2 separate regions of the Homo sapiens genome follow, and region 2 is linked to region 1. The links are chromatin loops, found by intact Hi-C in ENCODE. Cell type or tissue: Calu3. All regions are shown on one strand. Each heading gives the region's core, and the rest is flanking DNA. Links, peaks and the distances in the headings are about the cores only.

The links. A loop is a pair of places that touch in the nucleus more often than their neighbours do. Peaks named below come from ENCODE experiments on the same cell type or tissue, not always from the same donor. Only the 100,000 strongest peaks of a DNase experiment are listed, where the experiment ranks them.
Region 2: a loop joins it to region 1, with 6 times the contacts of the local background. A loop is called at or near these places in 6 of 110 quality-filtered maps.

Annotation. Positions count from the first base shown.
Region 1 is chr5:82,876,423-82,893,209 of GRCh38, reverse strand. No RefSeq gene overlaps it. Among named protein-coding and RNA genes, the nearest start is that of LINC01338, 25 kb to the right of the region's middle. In Calu3, for the core only: no CTCF peak of the experiment used is centred there; a DNase peak (open chromatin) is centred at 6,989.
Region 2 is chr5:83,421,930-83,438,716 of GRCh38, reverse strand. It overlaps the pseudogene FTH1P9. Among named protein-coding and RNA genes, the nearest start is that of VCAN, 41 kb to the left of the region's middle. RefSeq lists a silencer at 8,027-8,076 and an enhancer at 11,611-11,770. In Calu3, for the core only: a CTCF peak has its summit at 8,138 (motif pointing right); a DNase peak (open chromatin) is centred at 8,116.

The sequences.
Region 1 (16,787 bases), core at 3,198-11,197:
ACTGGTGGTTCTCAGCCCCAGTTGCATATTATAATCTTCCACAGAACAAAAAAAAATAGCTCATATCTAAGCCTCCCCCTGGAACTTCTGATGTATTTAAATGGAGGTAGAAGAACAATGAGAACTGTAAAGGAATATCTTCAGTTCCAGCAAGTGAAGAGGGGTACATTTTGAGGAAAAAAGTTGACATACAATGTACAGTAGCCAACTCACAGCACCCAGCACATTCTGCTAGTGAAGACTGTAGTCTCAGAACAGCAATAGTAAAGGTGTAAGCTTGTGACGATGGGGAGAGCAGTAAGGGAGCCATCATCCCAGTAGAGATGTCAGCATTTTTCTGGAAGTGCAAGGATGATTGATGTTTGTTAAGGTGGAAGAGAAGAAGATGAAGCCTGAGATGCAAGGGGAGAGGGTTGTAGGCAAGAAGCATGCCCATTGGTCCTGCACAGCACCAGAGGGGTGTGGCTCTTAGGATTACAGGGAGAGCAGGAAATGGGAGTGAAACAGGAGACACAGAATAGGAGGTTAATAAAAGTATCAAATACTGAACAGGCTACCCTGACATGGCCCTCTCCTCCCCTGTATGCAGCACTCTGGGAAGCCAGGGATGTACTTCTACAGCAAATAAACAAAGAAGAAAGGTCTCTACTCATGGTATTAAGCGAACACTCTAAGGAGAACCAGACAACCAGGAAGGGCACTGGAGCAAATGCCCTCTGTGTAGTGTCATTTTGAAGACCCCTAGTGTGAAAGGTGGCTCCAAAACCACTCACCCTTAATGTATCTTGCCAATTGGTAAACCCCACCCACTCTCATAGAGCCCATAGATGGACTCAAAATTTTATGGCCTCCAGCTTCAATAGAAACAAACAAACAAGCAAACAATGCTCACCAAATGAAAAAATTCTGCAACAAATAAAGAGAAAGATCAAAATTAACAAGAAGAAAGAAGTGATTCTGGAGAAAACATAGTTAATTCAGAATTTAGGGAAAAAAATCCTTGTAATTAATATTAGAGAAATGAGAGATTTTACATCCAAAACAAAAGCAGACTGCTGCAAACAAGAGAAGAACAATTAGAGAACAAAAATATCTCTAGATACTTAAATAATGTTTTCTGAAATGAAAGAAAAATGGAATCATTAGAAGAGATTGTTGAATAAACTAGAAGAAAGATAAACATCAAAAGAAGAAAATATGAGAGAAAAGTTAAGACACATACTAACATCTGTATTTATTTAAAAGGTCAGCATCCTATATTTAGGAATTTTAGAAAGAGAAGAGAGAAAACAGAGGGAAGGAAATAAAAATAAGAGATTTCTCAGAGTGGGAGATAAATGTCCTTTGACTAAAAAAGCCCAGTGGTCCTCAGTGCATTGACCATTAGAGCCCACTCTTATCGTCACAGTCATAGTGTTAAAAATTTCAGAATCCCAAGGAGAAAGTTATCCTAATAGTTTCCAGGGGAAGAAATAGCACATCAACAACATAATAAGTGTAAATTTGGCATCGGTCATCCATTCACCAATTTTGAAGGCTAAAAAGTAATGGAGCAATATCTTCAAAGCTAAAAGTGGAATTACTTTTAACTTAGAATAGCATAAGTAGTCAAACTATCTGTCCAAAGAAGGACACATTTTTTCAACCTTAAGGCCCCTGGAAGATACTTTCTGCTGCCATTTCTTAGAATATTATTGGAGAGTATGTTGTAGCATGATGAGATCGTAAACCAAGAGAGAGGAAAACATGAGCTCTCGAAACATGATCCAGTCCAGGAGAGGCCTGGGCAGCAAGCACAATGAAGAGAAATTAGAACAACTTGGAGGAGAATAATGAAAGGCTTTGGAAGAAAGATATCAAGGGGGAAAAAAGGAGATTTAATACTATTTTTGTATTAAAATAATTTAGGAGACAGAAAGGCAGTCAATGTAAGAAAGAAGGAAAAGCATTTAGGAACTTTTAACAAAACAAACCACGTAAGAAACTAAGTGTAATGATAATACACTACTTGGCGCTACAGTGCGACTTATTGCCATTAAAATGTAAATAGTGGTTAATGACTTTCAAATTTAATAGACAACGTAAAGAGTTCATATTATACAATTATTAGAAATACAGGCTCTAAAAATCATACTGGCTGTGTGCATCCAGAAATTTACTTAATTTCTATGTTACTCAATTTCCTTTCTGTAACATGAGAATAACAATAGTTATCTATGTTATAGTCTTGCGAGGCTTAAATGAGCTACTTTATACAAAGTATGTAGCATAGTGCTTGACACACATAGTAAGGCCTCAACAGGGGTCAGCTGAAACAAGAACACACACAAGTATTTATTGACACAGAAGAAAAATGAAATGTTATCAAATTTATCAATATAAATATATAACTACAAATGACTAAAAGTGGGGAGGAATAGTGAATTGGAGTTAAGAGATAAGGCTTATAGTTAATAAAAACAAAAATAAAGGCAACTGAGAGAGAAACAAAAATTGGCAATATAAATGTGTAATGGAGCTAAATTATAATACATCAGACTGAAAAGCTAATAATAGATTATAACTAATAAATCAAAAACTAGCATGTAAGATTATAATGTAAAGCTATACAAGGAACCTGGAAGAAATAAAGGTGGTTCTCTTTGAGCATCGAGGAAGGTAAAGGAGGAGTCAGAGTGGGAGGTGAGAGTGGGAGACTGTTGCTTTGCATTTTAAACCCTTTTGTAGTGTTTTATATTTTAATTATATACATGCATTACTTTTATTAAAAAATAAATGTTTTTTGCACATGGGAATTTCCTATGTGATTAAAAATGTATTTCAAATAAAAAAATACATATGTTTAACAAGAAATAAAATTAACACTAAGTTACCAAGAATTCTTGCTATGAATTTCAGGAAACTCAGAGAGTATGGAAAATATGAAAACTATGGAGAAGGAATGCCAATTTCTGGCATTGACAAAATTTGACCATTTTAAAATGATTTAGTAATTGACTATAAGAGACAGAGATAACGCTTACTTTTATTGATAAAGTCAAGCAAATATCACAGTGTATCTGAAAAACAAGTGAGGTTTAATGTCAATCAGTTTTTACTTCTGTTACCTCTTAAAATTATCAAGCTTAGTTTGGGGAGGTGTTCAACTATTAACTTTAAGCACTTTGGGGTACCTTTTGTTGCCCAGTTCATTCTTCTTCTGGTCTCTTTCTTTCCTGGCTGCTCTCTATGAATATTTGGCATCATTAGAGTTCCTTTCCCATGTTCCCAAAGGATAAGCACATATGTAGTCAGTCCTGGAAACTTGATCTTTATCCTGAATCTTTGTTGAAAAGCAACTAGAGATGGATCATGTGCACACTCTTCTTTAATTAACAAACCCCCATGACATGAGTTTACCTATATAACAAAACCTGCACATGTACCCATGAACTGAAAGTAAAAGTTAAGAAAATGTGGGATTAGGCATGGTGGTTCAAGTCTGTAATCCCAGCATTTTGGGAGGCTGAGTTGGGAGGATTGCTGGGGCCCAGGTGTTTGACACTAGCCTGGGCAGCATAGTGAGATCCTGTCTCTACAAAAAATACAAAAAAAAAAAAAGCAGCCAGGCATGGTGGCACATGCCTGTGGTTGTAGCTACTTGGGATACTGAGGTGGGAGGATTGCGTGAGTGCCACTGCCCTAAAGTGGGTGACAGAGTGCGACCCTGTCTCAAAAGAAGAAAAAAAATGGAATACACACTTAAAATAGTAATGCTTGTTTTGGTGAATTTCATCAACGCTTCTCAATTTGGGCCTCATAGAACATGTACTTTTTTATTTTAGCTATTTGATTTCTTTTATTCTTTGGTCAGATTCTAAGACCTTAACACTCATGATTCTATTCAGTTGTTTGCATAGGCTAGAGGTGTCAATGATGAAAACACTTCTAGCTGCCAAAGCTAACCAGAGTTTCTCAGAAACTGGAAGGAAACCCTGCCCTGGCAGCTTTTGTTGGATGCCTAGAAACCATATTCTTCATATATTTGTGTTTCAAGAGCTTGGCTAAAATATGCTATCTGCTGGAAATCTCAAATGGTTGCCTCTTTTCTAAATGGTACAGCAAGGCTCACATGAAATTTCTACCTTTAATGAAAGGTGAGATTAAAACATAAATATGAGGTACTTTTGGAAGTAATCTCATCAGCAGCTATGGCTCCATTCTCATTACTTTGCAGTTTTATTTGGCATCCCCATATTTCCTTTCCTTTGTCTTCATCACACATTATTTAGCTGATCTTCATGCTTAGAGGAAACATGTGATTTGAACTAGGTACTTTAAAGGAGTGTGATAGGAACTGTTCTCTCTTGGTGGCAGTACACTGCTAGATTGGAGACTGCTAGTTCTTATGCTGAGTCCTATGGGGTCAGGAGCAGAAAACTCAGGTTGGAGGAAAGAGCCACAGAGGTTGCCACCAGCACCTCCAGAATGGAAGAGGAGCAAGGAAGGCAAATGTGGCTGAAGGCCAGCAAGGGAAGGAGTACCAGGAGGTGAGGTTAGAGAGATGAATGGGATGCTGAGGGAAGCAGGTAGATTTTCTAGGACCTTAGAAGACTCTGAAGAACTTTTATGTACTCTGGGAGAGATGGGAGGTAATGGAAAGTTATAAGCAGAAGAAATGAGACTTTTAAAGGATCATTCTGACTGCTCTACTGAGAGTAGACACTATAGGGTAAGAGTGAAACAGGGAGGCCAAAATAAGACCATTACTATCAACCAGGTCACAGATGACGATTGCTTGGACCAGGAAGGTGGTGGTGAAGGGAATGAGAAGTGATTGGACTCTGGATCTGTTTTGAAGAGAGAATCAACAGGATGTGCCTATCATTTGAATGCTGAGAAATAAGAGAAAGAGTGGAGTCAAGAATGATTCCAAGGTTATGGCCTGAGCAACTGGAAGAGGTTGGTGCCACTTTCTGAGATGGAAATGTCTTCAGGTTGGTGGATAGAGCAGGAGTTCAATATAAAACATTCCAAATTTGAGAAATCTGTTACATATACAAATGGAAAGTTTATATGAGCAACCAAGAAATAAACATCTAGCTTTATTATATTGATTCAAAAAATTGAGTTTATACAGACTAAATATCATAAGATAAATTTATAGCTTGATGATAATCCTGGATCTTACCTATAAAAATGATATGACGGGTCTTCTGTATTTTGTTGCACAACAACTAAAAACATTTCTAAGGAGATCCTCAAAATAAAGCATAATAGTGAAGCTTGAAGATATAATCTTTTACCCTTGTTCCCAAAATTGACACCAATGAGCCTCAAAAGCCCGAGGGCCCTTACCATCAGATCATCCATTGTTATAATAAAGCGTGTCATGTCAAACTTCATTAGGCGTTTCCACAAAGCATATTTTACACCTGACTTGCCCCTAAGCATTTAGATGTTTATTTCTACCTGAAGCCACCTGTAAAGTTAGATTAGATAATTCTTAAGAGTTTGATTTTACTCAGGTGTACTGACAAGCACAAACAATAACTCTTTGGGAAATTTCAAGATTTCAGTTGTTCTTTGTCTGTGCAAGTTAAATCAACCACAAAAAATTTTTACAACACAGACTTTCATTTATTTTTCTCTTTACTGAAAATTTCGAGGTCAGTCTCTGAGATTTGGAAGCAATCTTATTAGCTCTGTGCCCTAAGGCAAATCCACAGTGGAGATAGGAGTGCACTGTGAGACCCTGAAGGACTTGAGGCCTGACAATTTTCCCTTGCAGCCCTCCTGTCCTCTTTCTCTGCATTTCTTCTCCCCACTGCTTCTTGCAAATAACCTTAGCCCCTAACACATCCTCCCCACCACTCTCAATAAACTCCAGACTGTCCAACTATCCACACTGCAAGAACAATCTCTTTAGTTCTATTTCTGAAACTAGTGTTCATTGACTGGCCCCTTACCACTAAAGTCTCATAAAACCTCACCCTCCTTCCCCAAATTAGAACACTTCTTTCTAGCCTTCCTACGACTGACATTTTCAAATAAAGGTTTATGTTAACTGACCCATGAAGCCACAGTTATCCTGTGCCCTGTGGAATTCCATTACTCCTACTACATGGCCTCTCTTTCTGGCAGAGTTAAGTGGTTGCTGGCAAGAAGAGAGGCATGAAGAAGTGTATTGGGAGATATGAATTCCAGGACAAAGGAAAAGCATGATCTGAGCAAGAAGTGTCTTCATTGTGGCTGTGAAAGATACAGTGAACAATTAAAGTCATCCAATTCATAGAAAATTTGAAAGCAAATAATTACAAGGAATAGATCTCATAGGGCCTCAAACATCTGATTCAAGAGTTTGAAAATTCCTCAGCTGGATAGTAACATAGTCATTTAAACGAACAAGCAAACAAAAGCCAGCATGGGACATTCCTTCAGAGTTTACAAAATTATTTCCTATATATGCTCTAATTTAGCGATTTTTTTTGTCATGAATTTTCCTCTGGCAAAAATATTTAATCTGGAGCAGAGAGAGGAAATACTGGAGATAAAAAGACCTGTTTGAAGCCATTAGAATGGTGCCTGGGATTTTAAGTCTGAGTGACAGGCTGGGGATAGAGAAGCCATAACTACCAAATGTAGAGAACAGTGTCCAAATGAAGGAGGACACTGAAAGCACATGGCGATGATTCCTTTTTAGAAAATATTGAATTTGAAGTGGCAACCAGAAATGCAGACATATTTCCATGCCATCAGATTTATGAGACTCTATTAGACACACGTTGCTACCTATTTGGAAGTTATATATTTGGAAATTTGTATGTGATAACCAAATAAGATCAAGTAAAAAAAAAAAAGTCCAAGAACAGAATTAAGAAGAAAAGCCAGAGAATATTATGAATGTTATGGAGATTGTTACTTGCTCTGATTGTTCCAGATTGTAACCTCAGCATCTAGAACTCTACCGGGCACCCAGTAGGTTCTCATGAGTGTAGGTCGACTACATGAATAAGGCATGCCAAAGTGCCCTCCAGTGGGCAATGTTCTCTGCCTATCAGGACAGACTCTGCAACTATTCCTGAAAAGATGAATGCCAGAGAAAGTAAAGCAAGAAAGGTGTGCTAAAATAATTGCTCTGTTCAATTTTTCAACAGTACCTTATGCTTTAGAGCCATCCAAAAAAGGGCAAAAAGGGGAAGAAAAGGGAAAAAAAATATTGCTAGTGAGGTCAGTTCTCAAAACCAGCGTGGTTTTGGTTTCTTTTTGTTTGTGTTTTTAATGAGTAATCCTTTGTCAAATTTATCCATTGACTGTCAACAATTCAACCCTTTCTATTAATTTATAACCAAAGGAAATTCCTGGGAGATTTTTGAAGTTTTCCTTTACCCATTATTGAGATGAGCCATGGGCTGCACCATGCTTACATAACCTTTAGAGTAAAGTCTGAAGAAATAAAAAGTGACTCAAATGGCAGTTTTATGAGACTTCTGCAGGGTGGGTTTCAGGATGATGCTTTGAGTCTGCATTTGAGATCATAGTTTATTTTCAGCCCAGGCTATGTGAAGGATTTGTTTTACTTTTAGCACATCAACATAATGGAAGGGGTCTGAATGTGTTTTCTTTAAATCATTTCAAACTTTTTTGTGGAGCCAGGAATAGCCAATGAACAAACAAATAAATGAAGGAAAAAGTTGAATTTTATGAGACAACATTTTATAACATAAAAAAGTCTGAATTATCAAGTACATACAAATAAGCCTATTTTTTTCCCACAAAATTAAAAGGAGAAAAAAAAATTTGGGAGTGGATGTAGGGTAGTGAGAAATCAGCATACATCAGCTCATTTACTTAAACAAAGATAAAGAATATTTTGTACTCAGAGAGTTGTATGACATGGACACGTATTGTTTCTCTAGTGGGCATGTACTGTTTCCTCTTTCTGTTAATACCAACTGCCCTTGCTCCTCCTCTTCCTCTGGAACCTCTCTCCTAATCTCCTCTCCCCTCCTCAATCCAGCCTGTGGTTCCTATGAAAGCCACGAAGTTCTTACAAGGCAGCACTGTTGATTAGTTTTTTTTATTAGCTCAGGGATAGACACCTTCTTCAGACTGAGCCATTCAAAGCTCTTTCCTGAGCAATTTCAACCCTCAGGTAAAGAAGAGACTCAGTACCTCTGTAGTGCATAAGAACTACACAATGGGAAATTGAGAAGCTGTCAGCTCACATTCCACACCTCCAGCTTACCTCGTGAAGAAGGTAAGTCTTCAGTGAAACAGAATGAACCAACCCCCTGAGAAGAGCAAAAGTGAGTCAAGGTGAGGAAGAATGAGAGAGAGAAAGAGAGAGAGAGCGAGAAAGCGATCTTGCAAAAATCAGGCCAAGATGTCCTGTTGATCTAAGGCTAGATGCATTTGCATCCTTCCTGTTTCTTCAATCTTGAATTTTCATTAACCAATGCATCTCTTTGCCTATTTTGGCTGTCTGAATTAGTTGAAGTTGATTTTCTGTTACTTGAAAACAAATAAAAAGTCAGAACTTCCTGGCCTTCCAAAACAAAAATACAAATAAGAACTAATATAATTGATACCACATAGATGTGCATGGGCTGGGTGGATTCTACAATTATAATGCCATGCAGACTTATGAAAAGAAGATTGACTGTAGCTTCCAAGAGTCCATGAGATTTAAGAGTGTGGACAGCACAAAATTAAGATGAGCTGAGAACAGCCAAGAGTTTGATATAGTGTAAGTAGCAACATATTTATTTAGAGAACTAAAGGTGAACAACCCCATTATAGATTCTTCTTTCAAAGTAGATTTATATGTATCTCACACAGAGAATAAATGAACTAAATTGGTATTCTCCCCTGCTTTGAGTCAATCAGCCTTCCTAAATTGCTTCCTAAATTAAAAAGAGAATAGGATCCCTTCTGAGAAGTTTTAACAACAAGCTAATGAACTATTATGGTATGGAAAAGCTGTAGATATTACAAATCCTATCTGCAGTCTGACCCAAGATTTTATATGACTTGACTTGAAACTTATGCAGCTCCACAGTGAAGAGGAATTCTTCCCAATTATCAATCGATGGGGCATTCCTTGGGGAGTTTACACAATCTTCATCTGCTCTACAGAGGAAAACAAAAACATATCCCCACCCCCGCCAAAGCATAAATAAACCTTTAAAATTCAAGTAAAAGGAGGGTGGAAGTGGAGAAGAAAATTCTGGTTACAAACCACCAAACCTGTAATTTTACACTCTACAACCATCTAAATAAACAAAATCATGCAGTATAAACACTGCTGATAAAGGACTACCACACAGTGTTTAATAGTCCTGGGGAGGAAAAAAGCGTAAATACGTTTTTTATTCACAAAAGAAACTTCATAGTTTCCGAAAAATTATTTTTAAAGAAACTAGGGAATGTCTCTCTGCTTTCCCATTTAAAGTAAGTATCATACATAAGTGGACGAATTTAGGAAGATAAAGATATTTGTGAATCAAGAGTGTTCACAATTCCTACAGAAGTGTTTAGTTTGAGTAACTTTCTAAAACTTTAAGGTAGAAAATAATCATTAAATATAGTGTGTCCTTAATATTATACAGAATGCTAAAACTGTCCAACACTAAGCATGAGGATAAATTTTTGTGAATAGTTCTTTTTTCATTCACTTGAACCTATAAGCATATATTTATTGTCAGACTATGTAATTGCAGTTCTTGGTTGAGGAAAAATGATCAGTTAAAAGTGGTTTAATATATCTTTCTGGCAGAAAACAATAAATTATTTGAAGCCAATGAGAACAAAGGTAAAACATACCAGAATCTCTGGGACACAGTTAAGGTAGCATTAAGAGTGAAGTTTATAGCACTAAATGTTCAAATCAAAAAGTTAGAAAGATCTCAAATTAAGAACCCAACATCACAACTATAGGAACTAGAGAAAGAAGAGCAAACCAACCCCAAAGCTAGCAAAAGACAAGAAATAACCAAAATCAGAGCTGAACTACTGAAGACAATTGAGACACAAAAAAAAATACTAAAGATCAACAAATCCAGGAGTTGGTTCTTTGAAAAAATTAATAAGATAGACAAGCTGCTAGTTAGACTAATAAAGAAAAAAAAAAAAGAAGATCTAAATAAACATAATCAGAAATGACAGAGGAGACATTACCACTGACCCCACAGAAATACAAAATACCCTCAGAGACTACTAAGAACACCTCTATGAACACTAAAAAATTTAGAAGAAACAGATAAATTCCTGGATACACACAACCTCCCAAGACTGCTCCAGGAAGAAATTGAATCCCTGAACATACCAATAACAAGTTCTGAAATTGAATCAATAATAATTTAAAAAACCTTACCCACCCAAAAAAGCCAGGACCAGTCAGATTCACTGACAAATTTTGCCAGATGTGTAAAGAAGAGCTGGTACCATTCCTACTGAAACTATTCCAAAAAATTAAGGAGGGGGACCTCCTCCTTGACTAATTCTATGAGGTCAGCAATCATCCTGATACCAAAACCTAGCAGAGACACAATTAAAAAAAGAAAACTTCAGGCCAATATCATTGATGAACATAGATGCAAAAATCTTCAACAAAATACTAGCAAATCAAATCCAGCAGCATGTCAAAAAGTTAATCCACCACAATCAAGTAGGTTTCTTCCATAAGGTGCAAGGTTGGTTCACCATACACAAATCAGTAATGTGATTCATCATATAAGCAGAACCAAAACCAAAGCTGTATGATTATCTCAATAGATGCAACAAAAGCTTTTGATAAAATTCAACACCCCTTTATGTTAAAAATCCTCAATAAACTAGGCATTGAAGGAACATACACATATAACTGTGTGTTATATAGGTAAACACACAGTTTACCTATATAACAATCCTACACATGCAGCCCTGAACCTAAAATAAAAGTTAAAAAAAAGAGTCTGATTGTTATTGGAAAACATCAGAATAATAAATTACCTTGATTAGAGTAAGACACATTAACAAAATATCATTTAATCCTCAAAATAAAAAATATATCTTCCTGTGAAAAATTACTACACTCTAGCATCTCTAACAGCAGTACTTGCAACTGCCACTCTGGAGACTCAGAGAAAGGAAATTCTGGTAGCGGTCCTCTCAGAAGCTCATGACTATTGATACCTATCATAGCAATTTCACCGTACTTGTAATGCAGTTGATCTCTTTCTTTACCATTGCTCTCTCTGCCAATATTGCTCTCACTCCCCATTTGGGTGTGAGAGTTTCTAAAAAAAGAAACTCTTCTTTCTTTTTTTAGACTTCCACTTAATCACAGCTGCTTTTTTTCTTCTTTCTTTGTGCATTTCAGTTTCTTTTTTCCTTTCCAATTACTCATTTCCTCTGCTGATTATTTTCTAATTTTCAGTCTTTCTGAGAAGATCTTTTGGTTCTGGTAGTTGGTATTAACTTTGCTGGAGAGAGTGCTTATACCAAGCTACCTTATTAGTTATTGGCCAACCTATAGATTGTCTCTTCCTAAGTCAGAAACTTACTCTTGATCTAACTAGCAGCACCTAGGGTGTCAGGGTCATGTAACCATTTTTCTTAAGGGATGTGTGGCTTGAGGATCACTTGGTGAAATAGAAACTCATACTCCTTTGTTTCTCTGTCACAGCTGCTATGGGAGTTGTGCAGAACACACAGAACTTTTCAGAGCTTCTGAAGTCAAAAATGAACTAAAAAAGGAAAATTTTAATCGTTCAAATAGCTGACGGCAGGCCCAATACAAATGCTGCTGCTGCTGGCACCCAAATGGATCATCCAGGAGCCTAGGGGTTAACCTGCCCCACCCACCACCACTAGTGTCTGTGCATGTTGTCCAGGGATTTGGGAATAGACTTGCCCTGCTCACTGCCACTGGCACAGATGAGCACCATGCAGGGATCTCAAGACAGGCCTGCCCTTCCTATAACCACCAAAGCTAGCACCCATGTGCACCATCTGGAGGATGGGGGATCAACCCTCCCCACCCACTACCAACCTGCCCACTGTACTGCCCATGTACATTGTCTAGGGGCTGGGTATAGGCTCAATCCAACTGCCACTACTGACTCATATACTTGTAGTGCAAGGGTATAAGGACTAGCCTGTCCAGTCTACCACCAGTGCCTGCACATGCCTCCTGGGGCCTAAGGACTGAACTGCCCAGCCCACTGCTACTGGTGCCCACATGAGCCACTCAGCAGCCCAAGGTTTGGACTGTCAATGCTACTGCCACTGCTAATGCCACACATGACCCACACACCTGGCCTGCTCCTGGCACTGCTGGCACTTTAGCATGTTACCTGGTGGCTGCAGGACCAACCCCCTCTGGGCTTACAACTGCCAGTGCCAGCATACACCACCAAGGAGCCTGAGGACCAGCACACCTGGCCCATCACTGCCATCACTGGTGCCAGAGGACTGATCAGCCTGGTGCCCGTCTTCCCAGGAAAGCCTCACCACAGTCTTCACTAAGACCTGCAGCCTAAGCCACCAAGGAACTCACAGATATCAATAATGCTGATTACAACCAAACAAGGAACACACAGATATCAATAATGCTGATTACAACCAAAGAAATACAGAGACTACACTACTGTGCCCACCCAGAATCAAAGCCAAAGCACCCTACCCAACCAACAGTATAGATATATGATATAGTTTGTACATTTGTCCCCACCCAAATCTCATGTTGAGATGTAATCCTCAGTGTTGGAGATGGGGCCTGGTAAGAGGCAATTTTATCACAGGGACAAATTTCTCATGAAAGATTTAGCACCATCTCCTTGGTGCTGTCCTCACAATAGTGAGTGAATTCTTGTGAGATCTGGTTCTTTAAAAGTGTGTGGCACCTCCCCTCCCTTGCTTTCACCACAGGACATGCCTGCTCCCCTTTGACTTCCACCATGACTGTAAGCTTCTAGAGGCCTCCCTAAAATCTGTGCAGTTGCCAGCATCAGGCTTCCTATAAAGTCTACGGAACTGTGAGCCAACTAAACCTCTTTTCTTTATAAATACCCAGTCTCAGGTATTCTCTGTAGCAATGCAAGAGCAACCTAATGTAATATATCTACAGGAAAAAGTCTTTACCTACAAAAGCAAATTCATAAAATTGGATGAAGCTACTGTTACAACAGATGCACAGGTATCAACCTAAAAATACAAGAAACATGGAAGTGCAAGAAAACATGACACTTCCAAAAGAACACAATAATTATCCGGTAAGATTCCAAAGAAAAGAAAGTCTGTGCAATGCCTGAAAAAGATTCAAAATACTGATATTAGTATTTTGAAACCAGTGAGATACAAGATAACACAGATAACCAATACAAAGAACAAAGAACAATTCATGTTCTGAATGAGAAATTTAATTAAGAGATAGAAATAATAAAAAAAAGAACAAAACCAAAATTTTGGAACTAAAGAATTTAATGAATAAAATTAAAAATACAATCAAGAGCTTCCACAATAGACTAGATCAAGTAGAAGAAGGAATTTCTAAACTTGAAGAAAAATCTTTTGAAAGAATCTAGTCAGACAAAAAATAAAGAATTTTTAAAAATGAAGAAAGCCTATATGACATATGAGACATGTTAAAGTGGTCAAATATTTCCATTTTTGGAGTTCCTAAAGGAGAAGATATGGGAAAAGTCATAGACAATCTATTTAATGAAATAATAGCTAAAAACTTATGAAGTCCTGCAAAGGATATATACATCCAGATACAGGAAGCTCCAAGATCTACACATAGATTCAACCAACAAGGGGTCTCCAAGACCCCTTTTGGTCAGACTGTCAAAAGTCAAAGACAAAGAGAATTCTCAAAACAGCAAGAGAAAAGCATCAAGTTACATATATGGGAATTATCATCAGACTAACAATGGATTGCTCAGCAGAAACCTTGCAGACCAGGAGATAATGGAGAGATATATTCAAAGTACTGAAAGAAAAAACTTCCAGCCAAGAATACTTTACCTAACAATTCTATCCTTCAAAACTAAAGGAGAAATATAAAGTCTTTCCTTAAAAAGCAAAAACAGGTAATTCATTGCCACTAGACCAGCCCTACAAGAAATGCCCACGGGAGTTCTACATCTGAAAGCAAAAAGGAAGATATCTACCATTGTGAAAACACATGAAAGTATAAAACTCATGGGTAGAACATATACACAAATGAGAAAAAATCCAAATGTTATCACTACAAAAAACCTCACCTATTAATAACAACCTTGAATATAAATGGTTTAAATCCATTAATTAAAATACATCCTGATTGAATGGATTTTGAAAAAATTTAATATCCAACTATTTCCTGTCTACAAGAAACTCCCTTCACCTGTAAAGACACACATAGATTGAAAGTGAAGGGATGGAAAAATATTCCATATAAATTGAAACCAAAAGCATGCAGAAGTAGCTATATTTATGTTAGAGGAAACAGACTTTCTTTATATTTATGTTAGAGAGAAACAAACAAAGAAGGCCATTATATAATAATAAAGAGATCGATTCAGAAAAAGAATATAAAAACTGTAAATATATATTCACCTAGGAAGGGAGCAGCCCGATATATAAAGCAAATATTATTAGGGCTAAAAAGAGAGCTAGACTCCAGTACAGTAATAGTTGGGGACTTCAACATTCCACTTTCAGCATTAGACAGAGAGTCTAGACAGAAAATCAACAAAGAAACATTGGATTTAATCTGTATTATAGACCAAATGAACATAACAGACATTTACCAAATATTTGATTCAACAGTTGCAGAATACACTTTCTTCTCATTAGTAAACAGAACATTCTCCAGGATAGAATATATGTTAGGCCACAAAACAAGTCTCAAGAAATCTGTAAAAATCAAATTTATGCCAAGTATCATCTGAGAGCACAATGGAATAAAACTAAAAATCAATGACAAGATTTTTTTACTTTAGAAATACTACAAATGCATGGAAATTAAATAACATGCTCCGAATGACCATTAGGTCAATGAAAAAGGTAAAAGTAAAATAAAAAAAATTCTTGAAACAAATGAAAATGGAAACACAACATGCCAAAACCTATGGGATATAGCAAAAGCAGTGGTAAGAGAAAAGTTTATAACAATAAATACCTAGGTCAACAAAGTAGAAAAATTTCAAATAAACAACCTAATGGTATACCTCAAGGAACTACAAAAGCAAAAACAATTTCAACCCAAAGCTAATAGAAGAAAAGAAATAATAAAGACCAGAGCAGAACTAAATGACATACAGACAAAAAAAAAAAAAATACAAAAGATCAACCAAAGGTGGTTTTTTTGAAAAGATAAACAAAATTGATAAACTGCTAGCTACACTAACCAAGAAAAAAGAGAAACAACCCACATAAATAAAATAAAACAAAGAGAAAGGAGATATTACAACTCAGATACAAAAGATCATTAGAGACTGTTATGAACAACTATACACTAACAAATTGGAAAACCTAGAAAAATATGGGATACATTTCTGGACACATACAACCCACCAAAATTAAACCAGGAAGAAAAATTGAAAAGACCAGTAATGAGTAGTGAGGTTGCATCAGTAACAGCCTCTCAAAAAACAAAAGCCCAGGACCGAATGGCTTTACTCCTGAATTCTACCAAATTTATAATGAACTAACACCAATTCTTCTCAAATGATTCAAAAAAAAAAAAAAAAAATTGAAGGAGAAAGAATGCTTCCTATTCATTCTACAAGACCTGCATGACCCTGATACCAAAACAGACAAGGACATAACAACAAAAAAGAAAACTACTGGCCAATATCCCTGGTGAACATAGATGCAAAAAAATACTCTCAATATAATAGTAGCAAACTGAATCCAACAATACATCAAAAAGGTAATATACCATGATTAAGTGAGGTTTATCCCAGGGATGCAGAGATAGTTCAATATATGCAAATCAATAAATGTGATATATTACATTAACAGAATGAAGGACAAAAACTCTATTGTCATCTCAATAGACGCAGAAAAAGCATCTGATGAAACTCAATATCCCTTTATGATAAAAACTCTCAACAAAATAGGTATAGAAGGAACATGCCTCAACATAATAAAGGATATATATGACAGACTCACAGCTAATATTGTACTGAATGGGGAAAAGCTAACAGACTTTCCTCTAAGAACTGGAACAAGGCAATAATGCCCACTTTTGCCAACTTACTCAAAACAGTATTGGAAGTCCTAGCCAGAGCAATCAGGCAAAAGAAAGAAATAAAAGACATCTGAATTGGAAAAGAGGGGATTGAACTGTCCTTTTTTGCGATGATATAATCTTGTGTGCTAAAAAAACCCTAAATACTCCAACAAAAATGCTTAGAACTGATAGAATAAATTCAGTAAAGTTGCAGGATACAAAAATCACATACAATAATCAGTAGCATTTCTTTAAACCAATAACTAGGGGAAAAATAAATTGAGAAAGTAATCCTATTTACAATAGTTACAAAAAAGAGTAAAAATACCTAGGAATACATTTAACCAAGGAGGTGAAAGACGTCTACAATGAAAAGCATAAAACACTATGAAAAATTTTGAAGAGAACACAAATGGAAAGACTGCCCATGCTCATGGATCAGAGGAGTTAATATTGCTAAGATGGCCACACTATCTAAAGCAATTTAATCCCTATCAAAATACCAATGACATTCTTTACAGAAATAGAAAAAATAATCCTGAAAATTATAAGAAATCATAAAAGATCGTGTGATTATATAATGAAAGCAATCCTGAGCAAAAAG
Region 2 (16,787 bases), core at 5,031-13,030, 540 kb before region 1:
TATCTGTGCTTGGATAAAGTTTAATATCCAAAAAGCATCTGAATTTTCCCTTAAATGTTATAATTATCTAATTTGTCTTTCAGAAAACTAGACATCTTTTGGAAAACTTTAAAAGTTACTTCATTGGGAAACACTTCTGCTTGAGTATCATTGGATCAGGTCTACTTGAGCTTACATTTTTACACCTTTTTTAAAAGCTTTTTCCTCATGGTCTCTTTTTTTTGTTTTTTTTTTGTTGTTGTTTTTTAGTATTTATTGATCATTCTTGGGTGTTTCTCAGAGAGGGGGATGTGGCAGGGTCATAGGATAATAGTGGAGAGAAAGTCAGCAGATAAACACGTGAACAAAGGTCTCTGGTTTTCCTAGGCAGAGGTCCCTGCGGCCTTCGGCTGTGTTTGTGTCCCTGGGTACTTGAGATTAGGGAGTGGTGATGACTCTTAACGAGCATGCTGCCTTCAAGCATCTGTTTAACGAGGCACATCTTGCACCGCCCTTAATCCATTTAACCCTGAGTTGACACAGCACATGTTTCAGAGAGCACAGGGTTGGGGGTAAGGTTATAGATTAACAGCATCCCAAGGCAAAAGAATTTTTCTTAGTACAGAACAAAATGGTGTCTCCTATGTCTACTTCTTTCTACACAGACACAGTAACAATCTGATCTCTCTTTCTTTTCCCCACATTTCCCCCTTGTCTTTTCGACAAAACCGCCATCGTCATCATGGCCCGTTCTCCATGGTCTGTCTCTTCGGAGCTGTTGGGTACACTTCCCAGACAGGGCGGCCAGGCAGAGGCGCACCTCACTTCCCAGACGGGGTGGCGGCCGGGCAGAGGTGCTCCTCGCTTCCCAGACGATGGGCGGCCGGGCAGAGGCGCTCCTCACCTCCCAGACGGGGCGCCTCATGGTCTCTTTTTAAAATATCTATGTGACTTTTCAACTCTAAAAAAGTATCATTTAAATGCTTCTGGATTTAATCCCCCAAAAATAAGCAGACATGACTTTTTTTAATTTAAGAAAACCCAAAAAACTATGAAGTTGAAATTAGAGAAAAAAAGTATAGTTTACTTTAAAGTGTGTGGTCATTATTAAAATAAAACTACCTTGAACTGACAGGGTGCGGTGGCTCACGCCTGTAATCCCAGCACTTTGGGAGGCCGAGGCAGGCGGATCACAAGGTCAGGAGATCAAGACCATCCTGGCTAACACGGTGAAACCCCATCTCTACTAAAAATACAAAAATTAGCCGGGCGTGGTGGCGGGTGCCTGTAATCCCAGCTACTCGGGAGGCTGAGACAGGAGAACTGCTTGTACCCAGGGGGGTGGAGGTTGCAGTGAGCCAAGATCGCGCTACTGCATTCCAGCCTGGATGACAGAGTCAGACTCTGTCTCAAAAAAAAAACAAAAAACAAAAAAAAGACCTTGAACTTTAGCATGATTTCCTTTGCCCCTACCGGTGCTTGTTTGTTGGTAATTACATAGAATAATGAATGAACTATAGACTTAGGGGACAGCAAAATAATAATTTTATTGAAATTAATTATGAATGAATTATTAAATAATCTTTCATTCTACACAAATCCCTTATTCCAAACATTTAAGTTATTGGTAAGATATAGACCTGCCTATGCCAGCTTTATATGAGATGAATATTTTTTCATATAGTTTTCAAATTTCCTAAAGTTCTATTTTAGTGAGAAAAAAATAGAGCAAAACAGTTAAATATAAACTTTAAAACAACATTCTTATTGCAATGTATGTAATTGCATTGTTTGGATTACAGTGTTTTCAAATTGTGAATCACAATTCAGCACCTATCATGCTATAACTAATAAGGCAACAGCAGTGTTGTATACTACAATAGTACTCCCTTTCTATAGTCTAGTGGAATTTCCACAATTCCACTAATTTCCACAACTAGAGCCCAGAAATGTTAGAAATCTTATCCCTACTTACATAATCTGTATACGTTTTCTAGGAGTTTTGAATTGAGGACAGAGGTCCTACATGAATCACACTATTGTAGGCCACACTAGTTACAGCAGCTATTAACGAACATCGGGGCACAACTTATATTGTGCTTACAATCAGATGACGTGATTTGGAGGGTTTCAATTCTTTGGTAACGTGTATCACGTTACCAGCAATCTTACAGAAACTTTTGATAATAATCCAAAAAATCAAGGACAACTTCATGATAGACATTCTATCAATTGATAAAGTATGTAATAACAACATGACTCGACAATTTTAAAAGGATTTATATTAAGTTAGTCACAGTGGTTTTATGTATACCTATTTATTTCTAAGCAGTCTCATGTTTCTGTTTTTAAATGATATGCTCAATAGTTTTTCTTCAACCTCTAGACAACTTTTCAGGTGCAGCATCTCTAAGTTTAAGCAATGGGTACAATCACTAATCTATAAGGACTATAACATACCATTTTCTTTATATTTCCAGACTCAAGGATACTAAAAGACCAGAGAGTCTTTCAGTTGAACACACATATATGTATACAATAATTCTACCCAAGAATGTTTTATTTTGTTTAACCTAGGATCGCCCGAACTTAATTTCTTGATAGTAAGCTCTTTCAGGGCATGGACAGTGTATACATAGCAGCTATCAAAATACCTGGCACCTATAAGTGGTCAGTAAACATCAGTTGAATGAATAAATAAATGAATGAGTGAATGAATGAAGGTTGAGAAATCAACAACTAAATATATTTGGTGCTCCACATAGAATATATTCATGAAAATGTAATTCCAAAGTGAAATTTGTTTTGACACCTGCAACAACTCAATAATATTAATATCTTCTGTAGCCTTCCAACTCTGTCTCACTCTAACACTCTTCCCCTTATTATTCTAGTTGTCATTAATCTTCTTTTCCTATGAAATTTTATAGCACTTTTAGTCTCTATCACGTAAGTTACACTAAATATACTGTCTGTATAATCCACCACGGCATGTTTAATTTATGACTATTTGGCTTCTGGTTAGGCACATTTCTTATGAATTACAAACAATAATAACAAGCATCAGCATGTAAATAATTATTTCATTATTAATAATGTTGGTATTGATTAATAATCATATGGCTCTTTATATTGATAAGGTTCATTTAAAACTATTATTTCATTTGGTTTTATAATAGCTGTACAATGGATATTGATACAATTATCCCCATTTTATAGATGGAAAAACTAAGAACCAAAGGGGTTAAGTAACATTCCAGTGATTAGATATACTCATTAAATGATGGACAAAACTTCAGCATTTATGATATCCACAGCCCTTCTTCTTGCTTCCCAGGGCTGCTTTCTGCCTTGTTCCAGGGAAGCATTGTTCTGGCATTCAGAACCCTTCCAGCGCTCCAGTCCTCCTGCCCTGTACAACTTCTTTTCCAGATGCTGGTTTCAAATCAATTAGTGGTTCAAGAAATTGAAAGGAACGAGAGAAAGAAAGAGGAAATAGAAAGATATCCAAGGGAAGTAAAGAGAAGTGGAAGATGGTAAGAAATAGAGACCCAGACTGTAAGGCTCTAGGCCTATCTGGCCAGCAGATGTGTTTTATTTGGCCAACACAGAGTGTTTTCTTTTTCAGTGAACTCATTGCCAACTTTTAAAATGGCAAATGTTCTCGTCTATATTTCTGGCTTTTCTTGAAAATATGAGAAAAGTGGCAACATTAGGCTCAAATTTCTGCATGGCAACCATTAGCTACAGCTCAGTAGTGGCTACTCTCTTAAGATAGAGCGTGCCTTCTAGTGTACCCTGGCCCTAACCCTCTCTCTTATTTAATTTCAGGTTAGCTTCACTCTTCCAGCCCCTTCAGGGATTTGTAGCTGTTTCTTCTGCATAAGGAAGTAAGATGGGCTTTATTTTACAGCCATCTCTGACTTTCTATAGAGATCTTCAGCTTTAGCAAGTAAATTTTAAGTATGCACATCTTAATCAGAGGTCTGCCTAAAAGTCAAACTCAGCCAAGTGTGGTGGCTCATGCCTGTAATCCCAGAAATTTGGGAGGCCAAGGCGGGCAGATCACCTGAGACCAGGAGTTTGAGACCAGCTTGGCCAACATGGTGAAACCCCATCTCTGCTAAAAATACAAAAAAAAAGAGAAAAAAAAAAAGTCAGGCATGGTGGCGGGCGCCTGTAATCCCAGCTACTCAGGAGGCTGAGGCAGGAGAACTGCTTGAACTCGTGAGGCGGAGGCTGCAGTGAGCCGAGATTGCACCATTGCACTTCAGCCTGGGCAACAAGAGTGAAACTCTATCTGAAAAAAAGAAAAAGTCTAACTCTTAGATGAATACATTAATTCATTGAACACATCTTTATTTATCGAATGCCTACTCTGCACCTCGCATTGTTTGGGAATTAATCTCATTATTTTTGAATTGCATCTCAAATTTTCCCCTAATACAACTATTAAAGGGAAAAAGAATGATTTCAAACAATTGATATTTGATAAAGAATAAGTCTTATGACTAAAATACAAATGCTTTTAATTAGGCACATTCAGGATCAAATTTAACAATGTATGACTTTGGCTGTGGTCATCAAATCCAAGCATAGCTTTAAGGATTCCAAAATGATGAAGTAACGTTGTAGCAGATCAAAGTGCTCAAAACAATTGATTTAGATATCTTAAAGATTTGAGGTCTTGTTTTCTCAATTGTGTTACGTATAAGAAAAACAATACAATTTTAAAATTATATTTTCCTTAAGAAGCCAGACAGACCTTGGTTTGAAGGCAACAGATGACTCAAAGCTTATTCATTTTTTTTTTTTGAAACAGAGTTTCACTCTTGTGGCCCAGGCTGGAGTGCAACAGCATGATCTTGGCTCACTGCAACCTCCGCCTCTTGGGTTCAAGCGATTCTCCTGCCTCAGCCTCCCAAATAGATGGGATTACAGGCATGCGCCACCACACCCGGCTAGTTTTGTATTTTTAGTAGAGATGGGGTTTCTCCATGTTGGTCAGGCTGGTCTCGAACTCCCGACCTCAGGTGATCCACCTGCCTCGGCCTCCCAAAGTGCTGGGATTACAGGTGTGAGCCACCACGCCTGGCCACAAAGCTTACTCTTTAATGCCTTTACTTGTTACCCAGAACTTAAGGATAAACATGGGAATGTTTCTCTAAATTTTACCATCAACCCTAGGGATCTCTTCAAAAATGCTATTACAATCCCCATAGGAACTCTACTGAATTTTATTAATCCCATATGGCTGTGCTTCTAATTTCTGATTCGTTACAGTAAAGGTAAGGCAAGAATCATGGTAAATGAAAGAAGACCATCAACAGGGTTTTATATGATTGGCTACCATGTACTACGGTGTGACTGTATGTGTCCCTCTAAAATTTATTTGTTGGAACTTAAGCCTGAAGGTTAACAGGTAGGGTGCTTGGGAGGTGATTAGGCCATGAGAGCTCTGTCCGCATGAATGGTATTAGCAACCTTATAAAAGGGCTAAAGGGAACTAGTTAGGCCCTTCTGCCTTTCCATCATGTGAAGACACTGTTCATCCCCACCAGTGGATGTAGCAACAAGGTGCCATCTTAGAAGCAGAGTCAAGCCCTGATCAAACACTGAACCTACAGGAGTCTTGATCTTGGACTTTCAGCCTCCAGATTTGTGAGAAATACATTTCTTGCTTTCAAAATTACCTAATTACTTAGTCTGTGGTATTTTGTTACAGCAGCAGGGACAGACTAAGATACCATGTGTATTAGTATCCTGTGGCTGCCATAACAAATTACTACAAACTTGGTAGTTTAAACAACAGAATGTATTCTCTCATGGGTATGAACTAGAGGCCTGAAATCAAGGTGTTTGTAGGGCTGCTCCCCTTCCAAAAGCTCTAAGAGAAGTTCTTCCAGCTTCAGGTGGCTCCAAGGGCTTCTTGGTTTGTGGCTGCATAATTTGAATCTCTGCTTCTGTTTTCACATGGCCTTCTCTGTGTCTTGTCTTCTTTTCTGTCTCTTATAAGGATACATCATAGGATTTAGGTCCATCTAGGTAATCTAGGATGGTCTCATCTTAAGATCCTTAATTAGATCTGCAAAGATACTTTTTTTCCAAATAAGGGCATATTCCCAGGTTCTGGGCATTAACACATGGGCATATTTTTTTGAAGGGGTGGGCATCATTCAACCAACTACACCATGATTCTTTATTTGACTTCTTGATATGTCTGTTAGAAACATTTATGCAATGCAGGTGTACTATTTATACCGTACTTATGATTAATTCTATACAAGGTTTAGCGTCAAGTCCCTGGTCAGCAACACATCTGCCATTATATCTATAGGAAAATTCAATTTGACTTATGATATGCCTGCTTATCTGTTTCCCATGAATGTTTATATGTTCATCTTGCCATTCAAATTTTACTGTAATCTCTCAGAATCCAAGAACTGTGCCTTATCTTTATTTCCATTTTCTACTCAACACCTAAGACAACTAATACATATGAATAGACATTTATTTATTGGCACATTGACTTTGAAATTCATGTTTGCCTATGATCTCTGTAGGAACTCTGAGTATGAAATGTATTGGAGGAACAGGAGCAGCTTTTGACTGACAGTATATATTCCTTCAGTGGGAGTGGGTAGAAGCATAAATAAGGCTAACTATAGGGTTGTAATTTCTCCATGTTTCCTCTGAGTTTTTTTTTCTTTTTGGCTGTTTGAATTGAGCTATATGCCCTCTTCTAGAAGGTACAAGCAAGAAGAGCAAGTCTATAAAACTTGTTCGTGAGCAGAAGGACAAGACTATTACTTAGAAATCTTGGCATAATCCTTTGAGTGGTTTCATTAGGAATGAGGCTCTACAGAATTGCCACTGGGAAATGTGTTTCTGGAACTCAGGGAGATTGTATTAATACCTTAGGACTGTTTCTGAAAGAGTTTATTTATTTATTTATTTATTTATTTATTTATGGAAAGAAAGAAGAAAGGAAGGTGGGGCCGGGGAGACAACTTTAATTTGAATATATATTAGGATTAATAAAAGAATTATTTTTAGGTTCAGAAAACTTCCATATTTTTTGAGATACAGTAAGAGATGTCAGAGAAAGAGAAACAAAAGTCTGTAAAGAAGTGAAGAAATTTTACACTAGGTTGATGGTTGTAGGAAATATAAATTAAAATGCCCTGAGCTGGCTAGAGGTACTTAGCAAAAAAAAAAACTAATGAAAAGAAAAAAAAGGTTTTTTAGGAAAGGCTGGAGACATACAGAGCCTCAGTGATGCAATTACAATATGAAGAGCTGGCTGCCATGGGACTGCTGGAAGGAATCATTAGCTCTGGTTAAATGAGTAAGTTTCTGCTGCAAAAATGATAAAGTACCTTAGAGGCATCAGGAGCTGGGCTAGAGGTTTGTAGCAATCCTCTTGATGTTTCATCAATTAACGAAGACCACCTTTTTCTAAGTTTCTTTGAAACTCAACAGGCAGAACTGATGGATATTTTTCTGCTAGGTAGAGAAAAAAATAACTAGTATAATCCTGTCCTTCTGTTCATTTTAAGTAGCCGTCGCTTAAATTTCCTTAAGCTCAGTGAAAACATTATCCAGGCAAAGATTCCACTTCACACTGAAGTAAATTTACTTGTCCAAAGCGCTAGATTAGTTGTCTATAATGGTTTCTCTTTAAAACAAGAAAAATTGTAAAATACTGGTCCTTTGGTGAGGAACTGGACAAAAGCTTGGGCGCTATAGTCTCTTCTGCTTATGAGACATGTGAACTCTACTATCCTTTTTCTGTCTGTCTAGCCAAGGCGTCTCCGAATGCTCAAGGATTGTTTTCAAACCAAATTGATAAGAAACTAAAAAGACTCAGTCTGAGTATGCTGGACTTTTATCTTTTTTCCTTAAAATGCCAACTACGCTGGCAATGTAAAGCAAATAGGTAAAAATTAAATCAAACATGGTTCAAATAAACACATTTTCTCTTACCAAGATAAGTATTCCTATAATTTTTAGAAAGCCAAAGAAATGACAAGGTTGAGATAGGAGTGTCAGGTGGAGGAAGGAGAAAATGAGTAGAAGCCATCAGCCACAGAGAACAAAGCGCCCTCTTGTTCCGGTGGGGAACGCACTGCCTAGGAATGTATCCACTAGGTGGCGTTTCATCTCCAGGACAGGCCAGGATTTGTCCTGTCGTTCAAAAACCAATCTGCTAAGCGTTTTGGTGGTCTTGAGAAAGGTAAATACATTTGTTTTAAAATTGTTTTTGTCTGAAAATCACAGTTTTGAATAGTGGTGAAGACAATCAAGATTTCCCATTTAGTGTGAAAATTGGGTGCCATCATTTTGGAAGATTTCATACTCAAGTATTCTGAGGATCTAGCAGGATTAAAGCATTTGGGAGCTGTACGGTCCTCTTAGAGATCACCTTACCGGTCATCCCTGTTTTGCAGATTAAAATACTGAGAGCCAGGCTTATCTTATCACTTGCCTAAGATTGTAGTATTGGGTGATGATAGAACAAGGATCAATTTCCTACAGGCAGACCAGACTCAGTGTCACCTGAGTCATCCTGATCCACGTTAAAACCTTTCATTGATAAATGTGTAATATATGCACAGTGAGTTCTAGGCACAAAGCTGCTTGCTGGGAATGCGGAAATAGAACCTGTCTAGAATCAACCCTCCAAGTATAATTGGAGAAAAAAAAAAAAGCTAACAGGCAATAACAAAACAGATAGTGCATTAAATAATGACCATGATGATGTCTGCCTGGTACCCAGGGCAGAATGTATCCTGTAAGGAGGCAGAGGCAGCCTCTGAGAAAGGTGAGATAAGGCTGAATGAATGTTTGGGAGAGGAGATGAGTTCACAAATTTTGCTTCCAGAAGGGAATATTTGCCTATTTTCTCAGCCAGGCTTTTCAGATCACAAAGCAAAGCCCCCGGGTGGGTCTCAGAGCGTAGCAATGTAATATCATCATGAAGCAAGGCATGGCTAGAGCTGCGCTGAGTCAGATGCTGACGATATTCATGATCTCTAGCTCGTATCTGGAAATGTTGTACTCAAACGAAATAGAAATATTGGCTTATTGTAGGTTTTAATTTACCAAGACTGTTCCAATAAGTCTGGTACATGCTACTTATATGGAATACTAATTTTTGAAGATATGACTTACAATGTTCTTTTTATTCTTCAAAACCGTTATGAGCTATTTTCATGAACAACTCAATATGTCATGAACCTTGGGAAGGGCTTGTGGGTTGCTGACATTATTCTATTTCTTCATCCATGTTATAGTTCCACAGTATTTTGTTTTATGATAATTTATTGTCTATGTTTTATACTTCTTTCATGCGTATTATGTTTCAGAGTCTTTTAAAGAGTTTTAAAAATGTTATGGCCTGTGTTTTTGAATTTGCAAGGCTCTCCTAGAAACACAGTAGGCTGGGCATGATGCCTCACACTTGTAATCCCAGTATTTTGGGAGGCCGAAGTGGGAGGACTGCTTGAGCCCAGGAGTTCGAGACTAGCCTGGGCAACATAGTAGGAACCTGTCTGCAAAAGCTACAAAAATTAGCCTGGCGTGGTGGCTCACATCTGTGGTCTCAGCTACTGAAGAGGCTGAGGTGGGAGGATCGCTTGAGCCCATGAGGTGGACGCTGTAGCGAGCAGTGATTGCACAACTGCACTTCCATGTGAGTGACAGAGAGAGACCCTGTCTCCAAAAAACAAGAAAGAAAAGAAAAAGGAAAAGAAAAGAAACATAGTGAAGTGCTAGCAAACTCAATAGTGGTATTCCATGAGATCCACTGACAATGAGAAACCAGTTTTCAACTATAGAATAGTAACATTTTATAGTAGCACTTTAAAAATAAAATGTTTTAGCATATATTTACACTGCCTTTTTAGTGACTTATAAGAATGTTATAAATATCTTTTTGCCTTTCCTAGACTTCTGATACCCAGAGAAGGGGATTTTGGCCTAGTTACATCATGTAAAGTAAGAAAATGAGAATTTCAAAATTGACTTGTTTTCATGTTTAAATTCTATCTTTTGAGCTTTCATTTTTTAGTCTTAGACTATCTGTCAGGAAGAATGTGTACTTGTCACACATCTGTGTGTGTGCCGTTCATTCACCTCAGAACATTTAGTTGACTTCTCTAACAGCATTTGTCCTTCTGTTAACTTACTCCAGGTGTGTTAGTGACAGGACATAGACTCAGGGGCTCCAGACCCATGTTCACTAAAACAGACCTGAGTTTTTAATTCTTTTCTGAATGTTCTGCTACTTTGAACTGGTCTCTGTGTCTCCTTTTGTTAGACTGTGTATGCATATCTCTGCTATACAATACTAAAAACAATTCATGTGAGTCTTATGCTGCCAAGGTTAGATCCAATCAAAATTTGTGGTTTCTGTTTCAAACTGACCTTGAACCTCAGTGTTTGGGCTTGTTTTAATCTTGGCAATGTTTTACTTCCTATTTCTAAGAATGAACTATTATTTGGCTCAAAAGCTTATTCTCATCTAATATCCTTAGAAAGCAAGATTATCATTATGCGAATGAATTTGGAAGATTAAACATTCATGATAACCAAATTAACCCTGGAAAAATCAAATAAGAAAAGCAAAGAAGCTGTATTCAATAAAAATCATTTGTATTGGGCCAGGCACGGTGGCTCACGCCAGTAATGCCAGCACTTTGGGAGGCCAAGGCAGGCAGATCACGAGGTCAGGAGTTCGAGAACAGCCTGGCCAACATGGTGAAACCCCATCTCTACTGAAAACACAAAAATTAGCTGGGTGTGGTGGCAGGCGCCTGTAATCCCAGCTACTTGGAAGGCTGAGGCAGGAGAATTGTTTGAACCTGGGAGGCAGAGGTTGCAATGAGCCAAGATAGCACCATTGTACTCCAGTCTGGGCAACAGGGTGAGACTCCGCCTCAAAAAAAAAAAAAAATTGTATTTTAGAAAGTCTAAAACATTAACACATAACTAATAATTTTATATGTATTTAAAATACTGAAGAGAAAACCTAGCCCTAAAACTGACATCTCAAGTATTTTACTGTCATGAAATTCTTTTATTGAGTTAAAAGAAAAAACTCAAGCTGAAAGTCAAAATACGTAGATCAAATATTCCTCTATCAATAACCAACTACTATGTAAAAGTTGCTAACCTCTGCTACTAATTTGTTTAACTTTATTTATTTATTTATTTGAGACAGAGTCTCGCTTCATTGCCCAGGCTGGAGTGCAATGGTGCCATCTCGGCTTACTGCAACCCCCGCCTTACAGGTTCAAGTGATTCTCCTGCCTCAGCCTTTGAAGTAGCTGGGATTACAGGCATGCGCCACCACACCTGACTAATTTTGTATTTTTAGTAGAGATGGGGTTTTACCATGTTGGTCAGGCTGGTCTCAAACTCCTGACCTCAGGTGATCCGCCCACCTCAGCCTCCCAAAGTGCTGGGATTATAGGCGTGAGACACCATGCCCGGCCTGTTTAACATTTTTAATAGATAAGTTAGTATCTTTTATTTTTGGTACCAAATTACTCATTGAATGGAACAGTGCAAATGTAGGAAGAAAGCAGAGGTGGATATTTTGGTAAGCCCCTGCAGAAAGTATGAAGATCACACAGATATGAAAGTACTTCATTATTCAACATGGGAAGCTATTCTCATGGCTATGGGGAAACCACCCTGAGGCTTCACTCTCATTGTCACCATCTCCCAGGTGTGCTTGTCAAAGAAACTCCAATGCCAGATTGCAGAACCCCTCTCTTGCACAAGTTTACTACATGAGTATCTATTTTAAAAATGTATTTTACCTGCTTATTTAGGTAATGTGTCTCAAGGAAGTCAAAAATATGGGAGTCAGTTTTGTCAGCGTTTAGTTTTTACAGTTCCAATAAGAACAAGATTTATACATTGTCTAGGTATTATATATATTCCATTACAATCAGCTTGCTCTCCCACTATCAAGATCAGCTTTAATAATATCCTGTGGAAAGTTTGGCCACCTTTTTGGTTCTGTAGTCCTGGTGGTAGTTTTGGGGCACCTGCAAAAATATCACCATATTAGGTAACTGAGAAGAGGTGGTTGCTGCATGGTATTGGAGTAAAGGAGCCCTTGGGGTGATTTGATCATAGAATGTGGTGGTGAAGTGGAGGCACAGACTGACTGGCTGATTAAGATCAAGCTCCAGGTTCCATCCAAGCACTGCTGAAGACTAGAAACTGTAATCATTCTCTGCATTTAGCATCTACTCACTCCCCAAAAGTTTGATGCTTTAGTTCTCCTTGTAAGAAGATAATAGTAGGCTTTTGCTTCTGGCTCTGGTGGAGTAACAAGAACCAGATACATCTTTTTTTATCCTAAACAATTAGAAAATGTCACAAAATATCTAAAACAGTGATGTCAAGACATTGGTCAAAAGAAATCACAGAGTTCACAAAGGAGTGAACTTATTCCTGGAGGCAGTTTACAGGCCACCGGGGAGAGGGGAGACTTACGAAACGTCTAAGTTTCACTGAGTTGAGGAGATAGAGTTCAGAGTTTCAGGAAGCCTAGGAAGTTAGAATTCATGAGACAGAATACCATATAGGACGGACTGTCAGGGTGGGGAGAGAATAAAAATAATAGGGTCTACTGACCTGTAGGACAGGATCAATAGGTCTAATCTACATGGAATTATAATCCCAGAAGGAAGGGAGAAGAGGGAATAGAAAAATATTCTTAAATGATACTTTATATACAGAGGAAAAACAATTCAAATGACCACAGATTTATCACGAGAAGCCACAGAATCGATAAGATCCTGGTACATTTCTAAAGTGCTGGGAAAAAGAAATCATTACCAATAGAGGTACAAAATAAGAATAACCACAGATTTCATGTCAGGAATTATGCAAGCCAGTAAACAATGTAGGTATAACACTAAATTTGTGAAGGAAACAACTATCAACATAGAATTTTTACCCAGTGAAAATAAATTTCAAAAGGGAAGGTTAGATAAAGACTTTTTTCAGACAAATTAGTGTCGGCAGGCAATTCATTATCAGTAGATATACACCGTCCGATATGTTAAAGGAAGTTCTTCAGACAGAAAGAAAATGGTATTAAATTAAAATTTGGATCTACATAAAGGAATGAGGACTGTCAGAAACAGTGAATATACAAGACATTTTCTCATTTTTAACATTTAAAAAACAAATATTTAAAGTAAAATAATAGCAATGTATTGTGGATTCAGTAATATATGAAGGAATAGAACAGATTTGCAACATATATAACTGACAGATGATTTGTTTGCAGAATATATGAATAATTACTATGAATTCATAAGAAAAAAGTTAAGTTTCTCTCAGAAGAGAAAACACAAATAGACCATGAGTATATGAAAAGATTCTCAATGTCATGAGAAATTAGAGAACTGAAGCTTAAAACCACTATGAGATCCCAACTTATATCCATCAATTGACAAAAATAAAAAAGTTTGACATCTGGTGTTGGTGAGGATATAAAGGCATAGGAACTCATGCCCCGTTTGTACAACTACTGTGGGGAAAAAAATGTACCATCTGCTAAAATTCCACTCATAGGTATAGTGTATAGAGAAACACTTGAGTATGCATTGGAGACTTACACAAGGATGTGCATCATGACAGTCTTTGTAAGAGTAAAAATTTAGAAGCCCAAATGTATGCTGATGATTGAATGGTTAAATTAATTATGGTATAGTCATACAATGGTATTCTATACATCACTGAAAAAACAAATTATAGTTGTGTGCAGCAACATGAATAAATCACAGAATGATGACATTAAGCAAAAGTAGCCAGTCCTATGTTGCTAACTATTTATATGACACAATAGAAAAAAATAGCCAAAACTAAATAAAACATTGTTTTTAATCTTTTCCACTAGACTCTTTGGTGTGTTTATCACAGCACTATTAAAGTCCTGATCTGATGTATTTTATACTTGACCGTCTCTGCATCTGATTCTGTTGACCAGTTTTCCTCTTGACTATGGGTCAAATTTTCTTACCACTTGGCATGACTTAAATTTTTGTATTGTGTACTCAACATTGTGTGTAAGCCAACAGTGAAGCCTAAGTAATATTTACCCGCCGAATAAGGCACATCCTACTTCTGTCATGCCACCAATATGAGGGGCTGAGTCAATCTAATCTATAGATTAGTTGTGTCTGGGCTTCATTAAAGCTTTAGTTATTCAGTTCACCACTGGATTCAAATAATTTGATGTTGGAATCAGGACCTTTCCTCCAGCAGGACTTGAGATCTGACCACTCATAAAACTCCAAAGATCTCTTTGTGCTCTATAGCCAGGAGGTCACCTGGCTTTCTGAATGTGGGAGACACCTTTACAGCCTGTGACTACCAGCTTTTTTAATTTCTGGGAAAACCTCTTTGCTTTCTAGCGCAATTATTGGCTTTTTATCCCAGGAAATTTCTGGCCTATCTTTGGAGATCTGAGATAATGCATTCGATGGGGCCCTTGAGAGCCTGGAAGAGATTTTACTCTCCTGCCCTATTCTCAGCCTTCAGCAGATGCTACATTTCTTTCAAAGAAGGCCTGGAGATCCTCAGGATTTGTCTTCATTCTCCTGCCGTGACTGCAGCCTTCAGCATTCTATTCCCCAACACTAGGTGAACCCCTTGGGAAAGAGTTAGTGGATAGGTGGAGACCTTCTCTGAGTCTGGAACTCCTTGGGATTTTAATCCATCTTGCAAGCTCACAGGCAACTGCTACAGTTTTTTGATTTTGGCTGGTTTTATGTCACTCCCTTCTATGGCAAACTTCTTTCACTGTTCCATCAGAGATGAAAGTAGCTGAGAATATCTTCTTTCTTGGGAATGACTAATCATTTTCTGGATTTAAGTTTACTTACTTTTTTAAAAAATATCTTGTGTTGCTCTGATTAGTTTTAATACCAAAGTTTCTCGCTTAACTGGACTGTTCTCATTGTTCATTAGGAGAGTCAAACTCGTGATTTACAAAATTGTAAGTGAAAGCAGAAGCTAAACTTTGAGTTTTGAGAAATAATTCACCAAATGGGTTCTTTTAAAAACTTTTTATTACTTTTTGCTAAATTCAAAAGTATTGCATGTTTATTATTAAAATTCAAATTAAACAAAATTACAAAAATCTCAGATACATAGATATTGAGAGTCCTTCTTTTTTTTTTTTTTTTTGTAGAGATGGGGTTTTGCCCAGGCTGGTCTTGAACTTCTGACCTCAAGCGATCTGCCTGCCTCAGCCTTCCAGAGTGCTGAGATTACAGGCATGAGCCACCACAACCAGCCAGAAAGTCCCTCCTAACTCCACCCTCCAGGCATATCACTTATAAAAGTTTACTGTAACATTATTCAAAATAGCAAACACAGTTTGTAAACTCAAAAAATAATCTGATTCACCAAGACTGATTTTAACACCACTGTGTATGCTTCTTGAGGTGCATTAAAGTTATTCATTTCTACATGTTATTAGGATAAATGGTATCTTCAAATAAAATCAATGGCCTGAAAATTTTTAAACAGCATGCAATAACTTTCCTCTCTTCTCAGCAAGTCTTGATCCTAGCCTAATCTTTTGATAACTAAGCTTTATTATAGCAAAATAACCTTAGTTACATTTTGACTGAAGATCTGCACAAATCAAAGAAAAAATACAGGTTGGCTGAAAGTAGATACTAATTGAATTAAGTCATATGCTTGATGGATGTTGTGTTGAGAGAATCTGTGGAAGTTAAAGTCATCAGGCTGTTTTGCTTATGCAGAGATGGTCACGACTGAGACTGAGGGAATAGAGAGCCATTGACTTATTTAGAAAAATTGTAGGTATAGAAATATCATCCTTGCTTCACTCATCATTGTTAATCATTTAAAAATTGGGTTTCTAAATTTATGTCAATACCAAGAAAAAAATATTTTTCCCCTTGAGAAATTCAAATCAATAATATGCTCAGCACATTTCAGGAAATATTTCCTAGAATGATTAAAACCACTCAGTACTCATGATTAAAAGCAATGGTTTTTGGTTTATGATGGGATGCCCCAATAAGTATTTCAGGTTTGGGGACCCAAAAGTTCTAAAGGCATATTGCTTTTCTTGAGGCAGAAATTTAGCCCTAATGGATTGTCTTAGCTCATGTCTATTCCACTGTTTATTCCACTGAGCTGTACAGCACACATTTACAGCTATGTTACTCAATTACTCAACAAATATTTATAGACTACCTACTACATGTTAGGTGCTGTGCTAGGTGCTGTGCTGCTGGGACAGGCAAGTGAGCAAAATCAAACACAGTCTTTGCCCTTGTGGTGTTAACGCTCTTCTGGGGAAAATAGATATTATTCTAATACTCACAATAAATAATTAAAAATTACAAGTAGAGATAAGTGTTCTGCCTATGTATTAGTCTATTCTTGCATTGCTATAAAAAAAACCTACCTGAGACTAGGTAATTTTTAAAGAAAAGAAGTTTAATTGGCTTATAGTTTTGCAGGCTGTTCAGGAAGCATGGCTGTGGAGGCCTCAGGAAACTTACAATCACGGCGGAAGGCAAAGGAGAGGCAGGTGAATCCTACATTGCTAGAACAGGAGGAAGAAAGTGAAGGGGAAAGTGCTATGCACTTTTAAGCAACTAGATTTCATGAACACTCACTCATTATCACAAGAATGGCTAGGGGGAAATCTGCCCCCATGATCAAATCACCTCCCGGCAGGCCCTTCCTCCAACATTGGGGATTGCAATTTGACATGAGATTTGGGCAGCGACACA